2 separate regions of the Homo sapiens genome follow, and region 2 is linked to region 1. Evidence: chromatin contacts called from ENCODE Hi-C or POLR2A ChIA-PET data. All regions are on one chromosome and are shown on one strand. The core of a region is the stretch at or near the end of the contact, and the rest is flanking DNA. Distances in the headings are between cores, read along the strand shown. Region 1 overlaps SH3BP4 (SH3 domain binding protein 4). Region 2 holds the start of AGAP1 (ArfGAP with GTPase domain, ankyrin repeat and PH domain 1).

Region 1 (4,204 bases), core at 492-2,991:
CAATGGTATAGATGGAATTGCATCCCCCCAAATTTGTATGCATCACCAGTACCTCAGAAAGTGACCTTATTTGGAGACAGAGTGTTCAAGGTGCAATCAAGCTAAAGTGAGATTACCAGGGTGGGCCCCAGTCCAATATGACCCAGTGACTTTATAAAAGGGGGGAGTTTCAACAGACATGCACACAGAGAGGGACAGGTGACAGGATGACTAAGATGGGGGGTGAGGCTTCTACAAGCCAACAGCTACCTGCAAACCCCCAGATGCTAAGGGAGAAAGGGCTGGAACTGATTCTCCCTCAGCCTCAGAAGGAACCAGCCCTGCTGACACTCATCTTGGACTTCCAGCCTCCTGACCTGTAAGACAATCCTTTTCCACTGTGCAAACCACCCAGCAGTTTGTGGTTCATTGACAACAGCCCCGTCAAAGTAATTCTCACGGCTCTGCCCATCTCAGAGGTTGCTGAGGGAGTGACAGATCTGAAAATGCTCCGTGAACTCTTCACCCAACTCAACCTACAGGCTGGCCTGTGCTGACCACACCAAGAGCTGGTCCACGCTGCAGAGCTGAGTCTTTCAGGGCCAGACCCGCATGAGTTCCCAGGGAATATGCAGGAACACACAAAACTAATTTTGTTCCAACAACTTCAGGTATGGGCCCAAAAGTCCAACCCACTTAGTTATGGGACACATTCTTGAAGGGTTGAGGTGAAGCAATGTTAGGCTGGTGTTGAGTAAACTGGAAAACGTGTAAGCCTATTTCTTAGATTTTTTAAGCCTCCACAGTGGACATCAATGGAGCCATCGGCCAGAAGAGCCTCTACAGCCTGCATCCCCGACAGCTGGATGACTGGGGTCGCTCCAGCCTCACCCACCACCATACATCAGAGCCAGTCAGTAGAACCAAACTACAAAGTAGAACTAAATACACGCTGAGTACCATTTATCCAAAATCCCTGGGACGAGAAGTGCTTTGGATTTCAGATTTTGGAACATCTGCACATACACAATGAGATATCTTGCAGATGGGACCCCAGTCTAAACACTAAATTCATTTATGTTTCATCCGTACCTTATACACATAGTCCAAAGGTGATTTTATACAACATTTTACATAATTTTGTTCTGGAGTTTTGACTGCAACCTGTCATGTGAGATTAGGTGAGAAATTTTCCACTTGTGGCATCACGTTGGTGCTGAAAAAGTTTCAGAGTTTGCAGCATTTTGGATTTCAAATTTTTGGATGAGGGGTGTTCACCCTGAAAATTCTTGTCCAACCCAGAGGCAAACTACAGCCCGCGGGCCAAATCCAACCTGGCCACCTATCTTTGTATGGCCCATGAACAAAGAACGTCTTTCTATTTTTAAACAGTTGGGGGGAAAATAAAAAGAGTAATATTTCACGACGTGAAAATGATAAGAAATTTAAGTCGCAGTGTCCTTACCTAAGTTGCACAGAGCCCAGCCCCACCAGTTTATCAATAGCTCTTCTGTGCAACCAAAACAGTGGAGCTGTGACACAGACCTTATGGCCCACAAGGTGGAAAATAGTTACTCTCTGGCTTTTTACAGAGAAAAGTGTGCCAAGCCCTGTTCTCTACCCTTCCTACTTACGCAGTGGGCAAAGGGCCAGGCGGGATGTAGGCTCAGGCCAAACGGAAGTGGGCATTCACCCGGGTACATGGCTGCATGCCAGGAGTGTTTGCCAAGAGACCAGCTAGGGTAGGAGATGGCAAGAGGGAAGGAAAGAAAAGCAGACGTAGGTGTGGTCAGAAAGGGAGACGGGAACGGGCCCAACATCCATTTCAAGGTTTCTTTCTAGAGCTGGCTCCAACCTCAAAAAGAGGGGAGGCATCTCTGGCCCCGCTCTGGCAGCACAGTGACGCCATCCTCCTACAGCTTCGGGTTCGCACAATCAGTCCTCATGCACGGCACGTCCAAGACTACACAGAGACTTCATGGCCTGGCCATGGACCCAACCCCAGGTTTTTCATTCTCTATGAGGGCAGATCATTCCACTCCGAGACAACCAATTTACAGAACTGAGAAAGCGACACTCTGATAGATGGACAAAAGCCTTTCTACTTCATGCTATCAAAATCAACACTATTAAAACTTACACACTGACAACGTATTTGGGCAACAGATGGATGAAGCAGCCAAGTGAGAGGGCCTGAAATCTCACCTGATGGATGTTACATTTTCTTATGCAGAACACAGAACTGCTTCACTTACCCTTCCTGTAATTACATAAAATTTCCAATTTTACAGAGAATGTGATACGGAATGGGATATAACCTTCCTCTCTCCTGTGTTAAACCTAGAATGAATACTAAGCATAAAAATGGAGGAGGGGCGTTGAGACAACCACCCACCCAGCACCCGCAACGGCTTTGTTCACCTGTTCATGCGTCCCCCCTACACACCGTGAGCTCCTCCTGGCACCCGCGCAGCACCGAGTGGCTGCCTTCTCTGAACGCCCTCCCTCCCTGGCAGGGCGGTGGAGGAGGCGGAGGCCCCCTGCCTTTGAGTGTGAAGACGGGAGGACAATGAGACACAGGGCCCACTACACCTGTGTGGCCGGAAGACTACTTTCTCATTCCCCTTTGGGCTCTGCTCCCCTGGCTGGAGCTGGGGTCCTTGTTGTGGAAATTTTACATATTTAATTACTACATAAACTGATGGCCAGGGGTGAGACAAGGGCAGCTCCCTTGGCAATTCAAGTGAAATGTTTCAGAAAGACTCGCTAAAGGTGAATCACTTAAAAACGTGGCTGGCGGGCCGGGTGTGGTGGCTCACGCCTGTAATCCCAGCACTTTGGGAGGCCAAGGTGGGCAGATCATGAGGTCAGGAGATCAAGACTATCCTGGCTAACACGGTGAAACCCTGTCTCTACTAAAAATACAAAAAATTAGCCAGGCGTGGTGGTGGGCGCCCATAGTCCCAGCTACTTGGGAGGCTGAGGCAGGAGAATTGCTTGAACCCGGGAGGCGAAGGATGCAGTGAGGCGGGATTACACCACCGCACTCCAGCCTGGGCGACAGAGTGAGACTCTGACTCAAAGAAAAAAAAATGTGGCTGGCAAGCTAAATGACATTAAACACCTGAGGAAAATGCAGTCAACTCTAGGAGAACTCTGGGCATGGATGGCTTCACCAGTGTCCCTGTGTCATGGCGCCATCTTGGACTGGAAATCAATGATGTCATCATGCATGTGGGTTACACAGGAGACACCATGGCCAAACCCACACTCAGAAAAGACCTGCACCCAACAGAAAGACTGGAAGACCCATGCACACTCGGCTTTTCCTTGTATTTTTAATGATTCTTCTAGACTTTGACTTTTTCAACTCACTGCCCAATCACTTCTGGAGCCTCACAAGATCTAGTTCATCATTCTGGACTCTACTGTGGCTGTGGGGGGTGAAGGTTTTAATCCAAGGTTTCGAAAATCACCACCTAAAAGCAAGCCAAGGAGAGTGTCTCAAGGAAGGCGTCCTAGGCTTTGATTCTGACCTCGGAACTCTCTCGCATGAATAAGTGGGGGGACACCATGAGCCGCCCATGTTGGGGGGAGGCGGCCTGGGGAATGAAGGGTCTGGAGATTGTCATAAGTCAAACATGTGGGTTCACGTTTCTCACACCAGCTCCACGACCTTTGCTAAATGACTCATCTTTCCTGGGCCTCGTTTTCCTCAACTGTAACATGGGGCTCTAACGTACATCAAGTTCATGTGGGTTTCTCTTGCTTTAATTTTTCTTCCAGCCTGTAGACCATGTTGAGGGCAGGGACCCTGTCTTTTTTTTTTTTCTTTGAAATATACCAGACACTGAGTGCCAAATACATAGTAGAAATTGCATACAACACCCGTGAAATTCTGTGACTAAGGCAGTAGTTCTCAAACGCCAGCATTCACTGGAATTACCTGGAGGGCTGATTACAACACAGGTTGCTGGGCCCAACAACGCTCAGTTTCTGATTCTGTAGGTCTGGGGTGGGCCTGAGAATGTGCATTTCTAACATGCTCCCAGCTGATGTTGATGCTGCCTCTGAAAACCATTAGCAGGCCGGGCGGGGTGGCTCATGCCTGTAATCCAAGCAATTTGGGAGGCCAAGACGGGTGGATCCCTTGAGGTCAGGAGTTAGAGACCAGCCTGACCAACATGGTGAAACCTCATCTCTACTAAATACAAAAAATTAGCCG
Region 2 (4,204 bases), core at 863-3,362, 500 kb before region 1:
CCAAATGCCAAGGGCTCAGCAACACAACATCCACTTTCTCCACCTAACTGGCCAAGTTTCAAACCAAAGCACTTCGGGGTTAGTAGTTCAGACTACATAGTGCCAAGGCAAAGCCTCTCTGTGGGCTGATACCCTCTCCCTCACAGAGGGAGGAGGCTGGGCAACGCCAGCACCAGGCTTTCAGGCACATTCCTGCCGGCTTTGGGCCATTCTCAATGTTCCTCAATAGAGGTCTTACCGGCCAGTCTGTATTATGGACAAGCCACTCTGCAGGCTTTTTACCATCACTGGCCAACAGCGCTGAGAAGGGAGAAAGTGCTGATCAACTGTGGCTAAGATATGACTCCACACTGTCCACGCACATGCCACCTGGTGCCCCAGGTGAGTCTTGGCCGGACCAAAGGGATGAAGCAAGAAAATAAATCAGCAGCCTGGAAACAGAGAAATGAGAGCCACCAGAAATCCAGAGGGCACAGCCCCGGAAGGCAGACTGCTGCTGTAGCTCTCCTGGAAGGCCATGGCCCTGCCTGACATGCAGAGGGAAGCGGGTGGGGATTCTGCCCAAGCATCCTGCCCCTCTTAAAACCACAGCACCCTCCACTTCAGTGGCCTCCAACTGCAGACATATGAAAGCGAGACCCTTCCGCTGGAGGACGCCCTGCCCTCCTGGTAGGGTTCTTCCTCTAATCCAACCCCGGACTTTTGGTTGGTACAAAGCACACTACCGGTTCCAGCGTTTGCACAGGGGCACCTGGACACGATGCTCCCGCGGCTAGGGCTGGCTCTCGGCATCCACTAAGTTCAACTGCACCCCTGAATTAAGCAAACACACTAAGGAGGGCAGCCCTGCACCGCCCAAACACGCCGGCCCGGGCCTCGCCCCCAGCGGCAGCACTTCTCAGAACACGTCTTCAACGTCCAGCAAGACGCCCAGGCCTGGCCTGGTAACCTGTCAGGGGTCGGGTGGCGCCGACCCCGCCGGCTGCCCCCAGGCGTCTGCTGGGCCGGGACGCTCCGGCAGCCCAGGACGCGGAGGCACCGAGCCACTTTCCCGCAGGAGAGACTCTATTGTCCACGATCAAATTAACGCTGACGATCTATCTTCCTGGCGGAGCTCGCGGCGCGGCGGGGCGCAGGCGACGCTCGCCCGGCCTTGCAAGACAAGCAGCGCCGCAGTGCTCCCTCGGCGGAGCAGCCGCGTGCCCCGGCCGGCGTGTGTGGACACCCGCACGCACACAGCGCACACCCCCGCCGCGCCGCGGGCGTCCGTGCCTTCCCGAGGCCCCAAGGCGGCCCGGCCCTCACCTTCGATGGCGATGACGTGCTCCCGGATCTGGTTCTGCAGCACCGGCTCCTCCACGCGCTCCAGCAGCTCGTAGATGGAGTAGATGTTGGGGTGGACCGACTCGAAGCGCTGGATCTCGGCCCGGATGGCAGCCGAGTTGGCCAGCTGCTGCTGGTAGTTCATGGTGCAGGCGCCGCGCCCGGAGCCGCGCGCCCCCCGCCGCCGCCGCCCCGCGCCCCGGGGCCCGCGGGCCGCCGAGCCCGGGGCGCCGCAGCCCCCGGGGAGCCGGGCCCGCCGGCGGCGGGCGGAGGAGGCGCGAGAAGAAAGGCGCGGGCGGAGCAGGCGCGGGGCTGGCCCGCGGGCTCAGTTCATGGCCGGGACGCGCGGCCGGCGAGCGAGCGGGCCCCGGCGTCCCGGGTCAGCGGGCCGCCCGGGGGGAGCGCGCCCCCATGGAGCGCGCCGCGGCGGGTGCGGCCGGCCCCGAAGGAGGCTTGCTCGGGTGACTTCCTGAGCCGCAGCCGCCTTCCAGCCCTAGGCGCTGCTCCGCGGAGCAGCCATTAAAGCCCAGGCAGCCGCCGCGCTCCGAGCGCCGGGGCCGAGGGCCGACCCCTGGGCAGTGTGGCCGCGCTGCTCTGGGCTCCTGGCCGTGGCGTGGGTCCGCGCGCTGCGTACTGCGCCGCCCGGCGCGCCGGGGCCCCCGCGCGAGCCCGCCGTGCGCCGCCCGCCGACCTGGGACCGAGTCGCAGGCGCCTTGCAAGCCGCGGAGCCCGCTCCGAGCGCCGCCCGCCGCCTGCCCGGCCGGCCCCCTCCCTGGCACGCAGGGCTCCGGCCCACGTCGGCCCCGCCCCCGCCTTCGCCCTCGCCCGCGCCCGCGCCCGCGCCCCGCCTGCCCGCGCGCTTGCCGCCCTCCGGCCGCCGGCGCTGCGTCCTCCTCGGCGCTTCCCAGCGCGCCGGATCCCGGGGAATTGCGCCAGGCCCCGCCCCGCGCCTGCCTCTGGGCTTCCTGGGACTTGTAGTCCGCGCCCCCGGCGGGCCGGGCCAGGGGGGTGCGCGGGGTGTTCACACTGGGCCGGGGTGCGGGACCCTCCCGCCGGCCAGGCCCCGCGCCTGCCAGCTCCTGCCCGGGTTCTCGCGGCGGCCCCCGCGCCCCGGCACGGGGGAGGCTGCCCGGGAGTTCGCCCGCCGCGTTGTTGTTTGTTTCCAAGCGGCTGGCTCCAGGAGCCTCTGCGACTCGCCAGTGTCCCACGGCCTCGCTTGGTTGGCGAGCCTCCCCTTCCCGCGTTTGGTAACTTTCTGCCTCCTTTCTCAAAGTAGCACACGTGCTTTCCCTTAATACATGCGATTTCTTTCCAAAGGCGAAGCGCCTCCTGAGCCCATGCGGCGTGGGGGTCCACACTCCACGAGTGGACTGAAGTTTAGACAGGGGTGCGAGATGCGACAAAATACCACAGAGGCTTTCGAGGCATCCTTCTCCCTTACAATTTTTAAAAATCGAGCCGTGGATCTCAAGCTGCTGCCTCCTGAGCGCCGCTGCCTGCTCCACGGGGTTCCTTAGCCCCTGGACCGTCTGTCCCACCGCAATCCCCGATTTAGGTCATCCCCGGGGACCCCCCGCGGAGCTGGGACCGCACTGCAGCAGCGCTTGGAAGGCTCGTCTCGCCGCTTTGAGGCAAATGGGACCCTTCAGATTTGCGGAAGCACTGGCTGCCGGGCGGTCCCACAAGGTCCTGGATTGAGGACACTGGCTGAGTCCCTGCCCCCAGCCATCGGCGTGGTCTTTCTGAAACTCAGCCAGCCGGGCCGGCATCCCCGTTTAAAGCCTGCTGAGCCTTCACCGGCTCACATGCAGTTTGCTATGGCCTAAGCACCCTGGTATCCAGCCGTGTTGGCTTACTGGCTGGGCTCCACAACTTCCCAAAGATGTGCTGACATTTTTACCATTCCGGACCTGCTTGTCTTCTCCTTGACACTTAGGCACAGGTCATCACTCCATGCCTCGGGCTGTCCACGCATAAGTAACTCTAGTAACCAAGAGGCAGGCATGTGGCCTCACCAAACCTGACCTATCAGCAGCAGCTGATCACTTGCGCTCCTGGAAACCCCTTCTCCCAGTGCTCACCAGGGCTTCCTGCTGTGTTTCTGGCTTCACTGTCCCTTTTGTGGTTTTCTTCTACTCCCCTAACCTCTAAATATGGAGGGCCCCAGGGCTTATGGTTAGGCCTCTTTTCTTTGCTATTTGCTGTGATCGCCCCTGTCTTATGGCTTTGAATATCATACACAGGTTAATGAAGCTCATATGTATCTCCAGCTGTGACCTCACCCCTGAATAACAAATTCACATCCACCTGCATCCTCAACATTTCCTGAAGCCTAGCTGGTGTTTAAGTCCAGCATGTCGCCAGCTGAACTCCTGCCATCCCTTCCGGCTACATCTCCTAAAAATCTTCTCCATCCCAGTCATCGGCAACTCCAGGCCACCATTTGCTTAGGCGAAAAATTCAGTGCTGTCCTTTTTGCTTATCATTCTCTCATATCCCAAATGGTGTCAGCTCCACCTTCAGAGGATCCAGAATCCCACGACTTCTCACCACTCGGCTGAAGTCAGGATCATCTAGCTGGACCATCACTAGATCTAACAATTGTAATAGCTCACTGCTTCCTACCTGGTGAAACTTACAAAACCTACGTCCGGACTTGTCATGCCTTTTCTCAAAACCCTCCAATGACTCCCATCTGGCCTCGCCCCACAGGCATGAGCTCTTATCAAGAGCTGCTCAGGGGCTGAGCTATTCCCCTACTTGTAAGCTAACAAGTTAGCCTGCCACAATTCATGGATGCTGGCAGAAGACATGAGACTCCCAGATCAGAAACAAAGGACTTTGTTATTCATAATAGTAGCATTAGCTGGAATATCAGCAT

Evidence for each region. Hi-C counts contacts between places; a loop is a spot of excess contacts on that map. ChIA-PET counts read pairs that join two places held with the same protein, here RNA polymerase II (POLR2A). Pooled maps may share reads with other maps.
Region 2: a map of ascending aorta shows a loop between it and region 1 (2.9-fold over the local background). The contact joins the promoter of AGAP1 here to the enhancer-like site in region 1. A Hi-C loop is called at or near these places in 1 of 168 maps with a recorded cell type or tissue (ascending aorta) and 1 of 50 pooled maps. POLR2A ChIA-PET finds 5 or more read pairs at or near these places in 2 of 52 experiments (T-cell and activated T-cell).

Annotation. Positions count from the first base shown.
Region 1 is chr2:234,986,933-234,991,136 of GRCh38, reverse strand. All of the region lies in intron 1 of SH3BP4 (SH3 domain binding protein 4), which reads right to left. Among named protein-coding and RNA genes, the nearest start is that of SH3BP4, 37 kb to the right of the region's middle. Within about 2 kb of position 1,741, at least 21 of the 41 ENCODE cell types and tissues checked have a DNase peak (open chromatin) inside an H3K27ac peak, as active enhancers do; they include ascending aorta, where a contact is called at or near this core.
Region 2 is chr2:235,491,951-235,496,154 of GRCh38, reverse strand. AGAP1 (ArfGAP with GTPase domain, ankyrin repeat and PH domain 1) reads right to left here and starts at 2,112. Exons shown (of 18, transcript NM_001037131.3): 1 at 1,306-2,112. The coding sequence starts at 1,468. RefSeq lists an enhancer at 1-858.